Regions from separate parts of the Homo sapiens genome. Here region 1 is linked to region 2. Evidence: read pairs that join two places in POLR2A ChIA-PET (ENCODE). Cell type or tissue: Panc1. All regions are shown on one strand. Links, peaks and the distances in the headings refer to the core of each region. The heading gives the core; the rest is flanking DNA.

What was found. ChIA-PET counts read pairs that join two places held together with the same protein. Peaks named below come from ENCODE experiments on the same cell type or tissue, not always from the same donor. Only the 100,000 strongest peaks of a DNase experiment are listed, where the experiment ranks them.
Region 1: POLR2A ChIA-PET joins it to region 2 with 7 read pairs; 6 of 35 experiments call an interaction of 5 or more read pairs at or near these places.

What each region holds. Positions count from the first base shown.
Region 1 is chr4:1,333,060-1,338,435 of GRCh38, reverse strand. MAEA (macrophage erythroblast attacher, E3 ubiquitin ligase) reads right to left here. Exons shown (of 9, transcript NM_001017405.3): 7 at 1,442-1,575; 8 at 1-14. Among named protein-coding and RNA genes, the nearest start is that of UVSSA, 11 kb to the left of the region's middle. In Panc1, for the core only: no CTCF peak of the experiment used is centred there; DNase peaks (open chromatin) are centred at 797 and 2,168.
Region 2 is chr4:1,138,065-1,143,440 of GRCh38, reverse strand. All of the region lies in intron 1 of LOC124900647 (nascent polypeptide-associated complex subunit alpha, muscle-specific form-like), which reads right to left. Among named protein-coding and RNA genes, the nearest start is that of RNF212, 27 kb to the right of the region's middle. In Panc1, for the core only: no CTCF peak of the experiment used is centred there; no DNase peak of the experiment used is centred there; H3K27me3 peaks cover 688 bases.

The DNA.
Region 1 (5,376 bases), core at 271-5,270, 190 kb before region 2:
CCTTGTAGCACTGTCTGAGCATCGGGTCAAGGAAGGGTTGGGGGCCACTCAGGGCAGCCGGGGTGAGCCCAGCCCCCTGTGGCCACTCTGCCCTGGGCTGCGTGCCCTTCTGGCTATGTGGGCGCCATGCTGACTACACGGGGCTGTCTTTCGAGGCACAGGAAGTGCTGCACTCGACAGCTAAACAGCCCCACTGAGGCCTCGGTGGAGACAAGAAGCCTGCGCCTTCTCACCCCGGCCTCCAGCACCAGGACCACAGGCACAGAGTGGCTCCGTCGCCCGCCGCCCTCTCCCCGGCCACGCAACCTCTCCAGGCAGGACAAGAGCCACCCAGCAGGGACGTTCTGCTGGCACCTAGGAACAGGCAGTGGGCAAGCACGCCAGCCCTCTCGCCCAGAGTTCCACAAAGAGGGGACAAGGGAGGGGGCCTGAGTCTCATTCATACCCCGGCACAGCCAGGTACCAGCAGCAATCGCGAAACACTCACTGCCCTCTGGGCCTGAGGCAGGTCACATGAAAGACATTCATAGGCGGGGACAGAGTCAGTTGCAGGAGGACAGTCAGTCACAGGTGGGGACAGAGTCAGTCACAGGTGGGGACAGAGTCAGTCACAGGAGAGGGCAGAGTCAGTCACAGGCAGGGGTAGAGTCAGTAAGAGGCTGAGTCACAGGCAGGACGGAGTCAGTCACAGGTGAGACAGTCACAGGGCAGGGGCAGAGTCAGTCACAGGCGAGGACAGAGTCACAGGCGGGATGGACTCAGTTGCAGGAAGGGACAGACTCAGTCGCAGGCAGGGGCAGAGTCTGTCACAGGCAGGAAGAAGTCAGTTGCAGGTGGGACAGAGTCAGTCACAGGAAGGAATCAGTCACAAACGGGACAGACTCAGTCACAGGCAGGGCCACAGTGAGTCGCAGGCAGGGACCAAGTCCGTTGCAGGCGGGAGCCGAGTGAGTCACAGGCAGGAACTCAGTGAGTCGCAGGTGGGACAGAGTCACAGGCAGGATGGAGTCAGTCACAGGCAGGGACAGAGTCACAGGCAGACAGAGTCGGTCACAGGTGGGACAGAGTCAGTCACAGGCGGGACAGAGTCAGTCACAGGCAAGGTTCTTGGTAATCACACGGGAAAACTATTCTGAATGGTAATCTGCCGGCTGCCAGAACACATCAAAATCGGGCTTTTAGATCAATGCCCATGGCGGCCTCTGAGATGATGAGAGAGGAAGCGCGCCACTTCCCAGAGTGAAGGCTGCACGACGCATCCGAGGCCCCTCAACACGGCCCCACCCCGACCATCCAGACACCACGCAAGTGCAGCACACGGGAGCTCGGGGCTGTCTGTGGTGGGAGGACAAGAGTGGCAAGGTGCAGGGTCAGCGTGTTAAAATATGACCAAAGATGCCAACCCCAGGCCAAACCGCACTGCGCACGGGAGGTAGGATACGGTGTCTTGATGGCTGAGAGGCCAGCCTGCAGGGTGAGGGTGAACACAGAATTGTTTCCCAGCTGGTGTAGTCGGTAGTTGTCGTACCGGAACTGCTGGATCAGCATCCGCCACCGTGCAGGGTCCAGAAGGTCCTGGAAGACAGAGAGCAGAGGGTCCTGGGGATGCTCCCAGGGAAGCTCCTGGGACAGCTTAAAAACGTGGACCATGGTGAAGCAGGTGCCATCGGCCCACAGCCATCCCCCAGTGACCCACACACTTTGCACTAAGGGTCAGCACAAAGCATAACTCCCTCAAGTGTTGACTGATACACACAGTGGGATGAGTGCTGACTTAACTATGATTTCAACATGCTGCGGGATGAGTGCTGACTTAACTCTGATTTCAACATGCTACAGGGTCAGTGCTGACTTAACTCTCTGATTTCAACACACTGCGAGGCCAGTATGAACTTAACTCTGATTTCAACATGCTGCGGGACAAGTGCTGACTTAACTCTGATTTCAACACACTGTGGGATGAGTGCTGACTTAACTCTGATTTTAACATGCTGTGGGGTGAGTGCTGACTTAACTCCGATTTCAACATGCTGTGGGGTGAGTGCTGACTTAACTCTGATTTCAACACACTGTCGGGGGAGTGCTGACTTCTCTGATTTCAAAATACTGTGGGGCCAGTTCTGACTTAAGTCTCTGATTTCAACACGCTGTGAGGCCAGTGCTGACTTAACGCTCTGATTTCAACACCTGCAGGACAAGGGCTGACTTAACTCTGATTTCAACACTCTGCGGGACGAGTGCTGGAACTCTCTGATTTCAACATGCTGCAAGGCCAGTGCTGATCTAACTCCCTGATTTCAACATGCTGCGGGATGAGTGCTGACTTAACTCTGATTTCAACACACTGCAGGGCAGGTGCTGACTTAACTCTGTGATTTCAACACACTGCAGGGCAGGTGCTGACTTAACTCTGTGATTTCAACACACTGCAGGGCAGGTGCTGACTTAACTCTGATTTCAACACACTGCAGGGCAGGTGCTGACTTAACTCTGTGATTTCAACACACTGCAGGGCAGGTGCTGACTTAACTCTGTGATTTCAACACACTGCAGGGCAGGTGCTGACTTAACTCTGATTTCAACACACTGCAGGGCAGGTGCTGACTTAACTCTGTGATTTCAACACACTGCAGGGCAGGTGCTGACTTAACTCTGTGATTTCAACACACTGCAGGGCAGGTGTTGACTTAACTCTGTGATTTCAACACACTGTGGGGCCAGTGCTGACTTAACTCTGTGGTTTCAACACGCCATGGGGCCAGTGCTGACTTAACTCTGTGATTTCAACACACTGTGGGGGCCAGAGCTGACTTAACTCTGTGGTTTCAACACGCCATGGGGCCAGTGCTGACTTAACTCTGTGATTTCAACACACTGTGGGGCCAGTGCTGACTTAACTCTGTGGTTTCAACACGCCATGGGGCCAGTGCTGACTTAACTCTGTGATTTCAACACACTGTGGGGCCAGTGCTGACTTAACTCTGATTTCAACACACTGTGGGGCCAGTGCTGACTTAACTCTGATTTCAACATGCCACAGGGCTGGTGCTGACTTAACTCTGCTACACTCACTTGTGAATCAACTTGAATGATCTGGAATGTGTGCAACCTGTGCACTGTGACAAAAAATAGACTCACACAGCTGGAAGGACAGCTCAGTGCAGAGTGCACCTCAGAGCATTAGGTGTAAAAACTCTTACTTCAGAGAAATCATGTATGAAATGGAAAACAACCGGTCCATGTTAGGTTAAAGCATCACAGAACAGAAAATTAAACCTGATGAATGTCTGTCCCTAAATAACCTCAGGTTTAGACTTAAGAGAGAGAGCGTGTGTGAGCACAGGAGAGAAAAACCTTCACATCAACCCAGAAAGGCCGCTCAGTCTCTAGCTTGGGGGGAGACGGCCACACCTGGAGGGAGGGGAGGTGGTCATCAGGGGACGTCACCCATCAGTCTCTGTAAGCTTCTCAGTCTCAGTTTAGGGTAAACACCACACTTAACTCCAACATTTTTAAAGGCTGTTTTAAATCTCATTTTTGTCTAAAAATCAAAGTCTACAAGGGAGGAAGCCCACAGTCCAGAAGGTCCTCACTGAGAAGAACAGCTCCTGGCATCCTCACTCCCCAGGACTGGTTGCCTCTGGGCTTCTGGTGGCTTCTGCCATTCTCTGAACAAAATGCTTCCTTCTGTTTCTTGCCTGACCCATGGCAACGGGGCCCATTTTCCTGCCACGAGACACGGTTGTGCCCCCTGAATCTGGCAACAGATGAGCCTTGGGGCTGGCACTGCCTGCCTCCCTCTTTACCACACTGCAGGGCTGCGTCCGGTGAGAGGTGCATGCTCCACCCGGCCTAGGCCCGAAGTCTCAGCCCCCTGTATGGGTCAGCCTTTCCTGCATTTCTAACAAAATCCTCTCCAGAGCAAGCGAGAGAAACAAGGTGCCAACTCACAGTCTGGGAAGCTCAGACCCCACCCCTGAAGATCCTCGTGACCTAATGATGATTTATTATGAGATGCCCCAAACGCCTGAGAACCAGGAGAATTCAGGCTGAGCTTCCAGCAGCTTTCAGAAGGCAGCAGGTCTGGGACTGCCCAGGGCTTTGCAGTCCCTACAGGGTGGCAGGTGGGGGCTGCCGGGAAACACCCCGGCCTCTGACAGAGACTGGTGCCAGGCTCAGAGAACAAACTGTCAACTCCAGGAGGTTTTATCTGCTTCCCCCTTTTCCAGGAACTGAAACTGTTCCCAGTGTGATGAGCACAGGGGTGGGCATGGGGGTGGATGCAGGGGTGAGCACATGGTGGGCATGGGGTGGGCATGGGGGTGAGCACGGTAGGCATGGGATGGGTGCAGGGGTGAGCACACGGGCATGGGGGTGGGTGCAGGGGTGAGCACATGGTGGGCATGGGGTGGGCATGGGGGTGAGCACGGTAGGCATGGGATGGGTGCAGGGGTGAGCACACGGGCATGGGGGTGGGTGCAGGGGTGGGCACATGGGCACGGGAGTGGGCATGGGGGTGAGCACAGGTGGGCATGGGGGTGGGCATGGGGTGGGTGCAGAGGTGAGCACGGGCATGGGGGTGGGCAGGGGGGTGAGCACACGGTGGGCATGGGGTGGGTGCAGGGGTGGGCACATGGGCACGGGAGTGGGCATGGGGGTGAGCACAGGTGGGCATGGGGGTGGGCATGGGGTGGGTGCAGAGGTGAGCACGGGCATGGGGGTGGGCAAGGGGGTGAGCACACGGTGGGCATGGGGTGGGTGCAGGGGTGGGCACGGGTGCAGAGTGGAGCCACTCACCCAGGAGCAGCCAGCTGCTGGGTTGGGGCCAGGTCTGAGCACAGGGTGCCTGGTTAGTGATGGCAGAACCCCCAACCCTACCCCAGTGACCGCGGAGAGTCGGAGGCTCCAATATTTACAGATAAAATACAAAGCGTCAGCAAGAGAAAGAACCACGGAAGACGGTGCAGCCTAACTCCTGACTCAGGGGCTGTAGAGAAAGGAGAACCAGGGGGACAGGCAAGGAAGCTGGGCCCCGGCTGAACGCTCCAGGCTGAAAGGCTTCCTGAACCTTTCTCAACTGCTTTTTTTTTTTTTGGAGACAAGGTCCTGCTCTGTCACCCCAGCTGGAGTGCAGTGGCACAATCTTGGCTCACTGCAGCCTCAACCTTATGGGCTCAAGTGATCCTCCCACCTCAGCCTCCTGGGTAGCTGGACTATAGGCAGGTGCTACTATGCCCAGCTAATTTTCAAAAAAATTTTTTTTGTAGAGGTGGGGTCTCACTATGTTCCCCAGGCTGTTCTCAAACCCCTGGGCTCAAGCAGTCCTCCCACCTCAGCCTCCCAAAGTGCTGGGATTCCAGGGGTGAGCCACCACAC
Region 2 (5,376 bases), core at 127-5,126:
TCCACACTTTAAATGCCACATGGCTGCAGAAGCAGAGATATCCAGGGAAGCTCCTCCCATCATCCAGGAAAGAGGATGGGGCTTGGATCAAGGGAGCTCCAGCGAGAGGAGCTATGGTCAGATACCAGATGCATTTGGAAGGCAGAACCTATAAGACATTCTGACAGAATGAAAATGGGGTTCACAAAGAGACAAATAAACAAGAATTTACAGAGATGGAGAAGACTGCAGACCATGGTTTGGGTCAGGGTGGGAGGGCGGGGGGTCAGGAATTTTTTTTTCTGGATTAATTAAATCTGAGATGCCTGTTGGCCATCTGTCACAATCCATATTGTGTTGCTATATCAGAATGCCACAGACTGTGTAATTTATAAAGAAAAGAAATACATTTCTCACAGTTCTGAAGGCTGGGAATTCCAAGAGCAATGGGCATCTAAAGCACCTGTTTGAAGGCATTGAGTACAACCAACACAGACAGGACTTAAGAGGCCACGATCTTTGGAGAGGGAAAAGACACGAGGTGAGCTCCACAATCATCCTGGTGTTTTCCACTCAGGAAAATTTCAAATTGTATATTAGGGTAATAAATCTCAAGAGAAAGGGCCAAGGAAAGAGAGGTCAGAGTTCAGGACTGCCAAAGTGGCTGGGAAGTGAGGAGGGAAATCCAGAAAAGGAAGGAAACAAAAATAAGGAGCCTAATAATCTGAATTAAAATCTTCCTCAAATAACTGGCTGATACCTAAGTTACATAAAAGCAGAGAGAGACTCAAAACAGGCAAACAAAAACAACCAGCAGGAAACAGCAACCGCTGAAGAATGAAGCAGAGGTTTTGTCAGCCACATGGACCTGGCAGGAAAGGACCATGACCCAACAAGGTGGAGGGATCTCAGAAAACACCCTGGACCCTACAAGGGTTACACTCTGGGCATAAGATCAGGCCCTAGAAATAAGGACTACATCCCAGGGGTGGGTTACATTCTAGGAATAAGGACAAAACTGGAATAGATCAGCCCTGTTTGCTAGCAGGAAATAACCCTCCTTGGAGGAGGATAGCATTATTCAAACCCTCTACAATATACCAAAAAAATAAAAAAAACCCTCTATGGTGTACAGCATCCAATCCCAAATTATGAGGCATGCTTTAAAAAAAAAAAAAAAGATTGAATGACCAGAAGCCAAAATATTAAACAGGCAATAGAAAGAGATACACAGATGATTCAGAGCGGGACTTTAAAATTACTATTAATATGTTAAAGAAAATAGGGAAATTGATGAACAAGATATATGAAAAGATGGAGAATTTCAATAATTAGGATCTCTTTTTAAAAAACCAAGTGGACATTCTGGAACTGAAAAACACAATGTCTGAAGAACTCATTCGATAGAGTCAACAAAAGACCAGGAAAGAAGATTAGTGAAGGAGATTAGATTAGTGAACTGGAAGAGATTTCAATAGAAAAAAGAATGAAAAGACCAGAAAGGAGTGTAAGATATGTGAGGAAGACAAATGGCCTAAGATACATGCAATTGCAGCCCCAAAGAGAAAGGTGAGAGAGAATGGAGAAAAGGCAATATTTAAAGACATAATGGCCAAAAAATTTTGAAAATTGATGGAAGACATCAACCCAGAGATTCAAGGAGCTCAGAGTACCCCAAATGAGGATAAATATAAGGACAACCACACCTAGGTACATCATTGTCACACTATCGAAAGCCAAATACAAACAGAAAAAAATTAAAAATAACCAAAGGGAAAACCACAATCATATCAGGGCACAGTTACTTCAATCTTAAAAATGATTTTGTTAACGTTTCAACAGAAGCTATGGCATCTTCAGAGATGCTGAACGGAAAGGGAAAAACGACTTTGTGATAGATTTTGAAATCAGGAAGTGTGATGACTCCAACTTTGTTCTCTCTCAAGATTAATTTGGCTCTTCATAGTCTTTTTTGGTTCCATATGAATTTTAGAATTGTTTTTCTATTTCTGTCCATCGAAATTTTGATAGGGATTGCATTGATTTGGTAGATTGCATTGGGTAGTACGGACATTTTAACAATATGAAGTACTGCAATCCATGAACCCGAGATGGCTTTTGTGTCTTCTTTCTTTCATTAATGTTCTGTAATTTTTGTATACTAGTCTATCACTTCCTTTGTTAAGTCTATTCCTAAGTATTTCATACTTTTTGGTGGTATTGTAAATGGGACTGTTTTCCTAATTGTCTTTTCAAATAGTTCATTGTTAGTGTATAGAAATGCATCTCATTTTCTGCATTGATTTTGTATCCTGCAACTTCACTGAATTCATTTATTCATTCTCACAGTTTGTTTTGTTTTGTTTTGTTTTTTGAGACAGAGTCTCGCTCTGTTGCCCAGGTTGGAGTGCAGTGGCACGATCTTGGCTCACTGAAAACTCCACCTCCTGGGTTCACACCATTCTCCTGCCTCCCGAGTAGCTGGGACTACAGGCGCCTGCCACCATGCCCAACTAATTTTTTGTATTTTTTTTAGTAGAGGCAGGGTTTCACTGTGTTAGCCAGGATGGTCTCGATCTCCTGACCTCCTGATCTGCCTGCTTCAGCCTCCCAAAGTGCTGGGATTAGAGGTGTGAGCCACCATGCCCAGCCAGTTCTCACAGTTTTTTATGTAGTCTTTAGGGTTTTCTATGTATAGGATCATGTCATCTGCAAACAGGGACAATATTATTTTCCTTTCCTATTTGGATGTCTTTTATTTCTTTTTCTTGCCTAAATGCTCTTGCTAGGACTTCCAGTACTATGTTGAATAAAAGTGACAAAAGCAGGTATCCTTGCCTTTTTCCTGATCGTAAAGGAAAAGCTTTTGTTTTCCCCAGTGAGTATGATGTTAGCTGTTGACTTTTCATATAATGTCTTTATTATGCTGAGGTACTTTCCTACTATTTCTAATTTGATAACTTTTATCATGAAAGGATGCTGAATTGTGTTAAATGCTTCTTCTACATCTATTGAGATAATCATGTGATTTTTATCTTTTATTCTGTTAATACAATATACCATATTGATTTATGTGTGCTGAACCATCTTTGCACCCCAGGGATAAACCCTACTTGGTTATGGTGTAATAATATGATCCTTTTAAAGCGTCTTTGATTTGGCTCACCAGTATTTTGTTGAGGACTTTTGCATCTATATTCATCAGGAATACTGGCCTATAGTTTTCTTTTCTTGTAGTGTCTTTGTCTGGCTTTAGTATCAGGGTAGTGCTGTTCTCATAAAATGAGTTTGGAATGGTTCCCTCCTCTTCAACTTTTGAAAAGAATCTGAGAAGGATTGGTGTTGATTCTTCTTTAAACGCTGGTTGAATTTGCCAGTGAAGCCATCTGGTCCTGGGCTTTTCTTTATTGGAAGGTGCTGGATTATGTACTCAATCTCCATATTAGTTAAGGAGATATTCAGACTTTCTGTTTCTTCATGATTCAGTCTGGATAGATTGTGTGTTTTTAGGAGTTTATCTGTTTCTTTTAGGTTATTCAGTTTGCTGGCATATAATTATTCATACTAGTCTCTTATTATCATTTTTATATCTATGGCATCAGTTTTAATGTCTCCTCTTTCACTCTGGTTTTATTTGAATTGTCTCTTTTTCTTCATCTAGACTCGATTTCAAAATATACTATAAAGCAACAGTAATCAAGACACTGTGGGCTGGGTGTGGTGTCTCACGCCTGTAATCCCAGCATTTCCAGCATTTTGGGAGGCTGAGGTGGGGAGATCACTTGAGGTCAGAGTTCGAGATCAGCCTGGTCAACATGGTGAAACCCTGTCTCTATTAAAAATAAAAAAATTAGCTGGGCATGGATGCCTGTAGTCCCAGCTACTGGGGAGGCTGAAGCAGGAGAGTCACTTGAACCCGGGAGGTGGAGGTTGCAGTGAGCTGAGATCACGCCACTGCATGTCAGCCTGGGCAACACAGTGAGACTCTGTCTCGGAAAAACAAAAAACAAACAACAACAACAAAAAACCAGTATAATACTAGTGTGAAGACAGACAGACCAATGGAACAGAATAAAGAGCCCAGAAATAAATCCACACATATATGGTCAACTGATCTTTGACAAAGGTGACAAGAATAGGGTGGAGAAAGGACAGTCTCTTTAATAAGTGGTGCTGGGAAAACTGGATATCCACATGCAAGATAATGAAATTGGACCTTTATTTTACACCATACGCAAAAATAAACCAAAAATAGATTAAAGACCTAAATGTAATACCTGAAACTGTTAAACTCCTATGAAAAACCATGAGGGAAGAAAAGTTTCATAACACTGGTCTTGGCAATAATTTCACGGATATAACAACAAAAGCACAGGCAACAAAAGCAGAAACTGACAAATGAGACTGCATCAGACTCAAAAGCTTCTGCATGGTAAAGGAAACAAAATGGTAAAAAGGTAACCCATGCAATGGGAGAAAATATTTGCAAACCATGTCTACCTGACAAGGGGCTAAGCTCTAAAATATATAAGGAATGCCTACAACTCAATAGCAAAAAACCCAATAACCCAATCTGAAAGTGGGCTAAGGACTTAAATAGACATTTCTCTAAACAAGATATTCAAATGACCAGCAGGTGTATGAAAAAATCTCAATGCCATGAAGGAAATGCAAATCAAAGCAATGAAACATCACCTCATATCTGTCAGGATGGCTATTTAAAAAAAAAAAAAAACAAGTATTGGTGAGAATGTGGAGACACTGGAACGCTTGTGCACTGCTGGTGGGAAAGCAAAGTGGGTGCAGCTGCTGTGGAAAACAGAATGGACGTTCCTCAAAACACTAAAACTGGCCGGGTGTGGTGGCTCACACCTGTAATCCCAGCACTTTGGGAAGCCGAGGCGGGTGGATCATGAAGTCAGGAGTTCAAGACCAGCCTGGCCAAGATGGTGAAACCCTGTCTTTACTAAAAAATACAAAAATTAGCTGGGCATGCTGGTGGGAGGCTGAGGCAGAGAACTGCTTGAACCTGGGAGGTGGAGGTTGCAGTAAACCAAGGTTGCGCCACTGCCCTCCAGCCTGGGCGACAGAGCTAGACTCCGTCTCAAAAAACAAACAAACAAACAAAAACAAAACCAAACCAAAAAAACACTAAAACTAAAACTAGAACCTCATATGATCTAGCAACCCCACTTCTGGGTATTTACCCAAAATAATTGAAATCAAGATGTCAAAGAGATATTAGCACCCCATTTTCATAACAGCACTATTTACAATAGTCAAAATGTAGAAGCAACCTATATGTCCATTGATGGACAAATGAGTAAAGAACATACGGTATAGTCATACAATAGAATATTATTTAGCCTTAAGAAATAAGGAAATTGTGCAATCTTA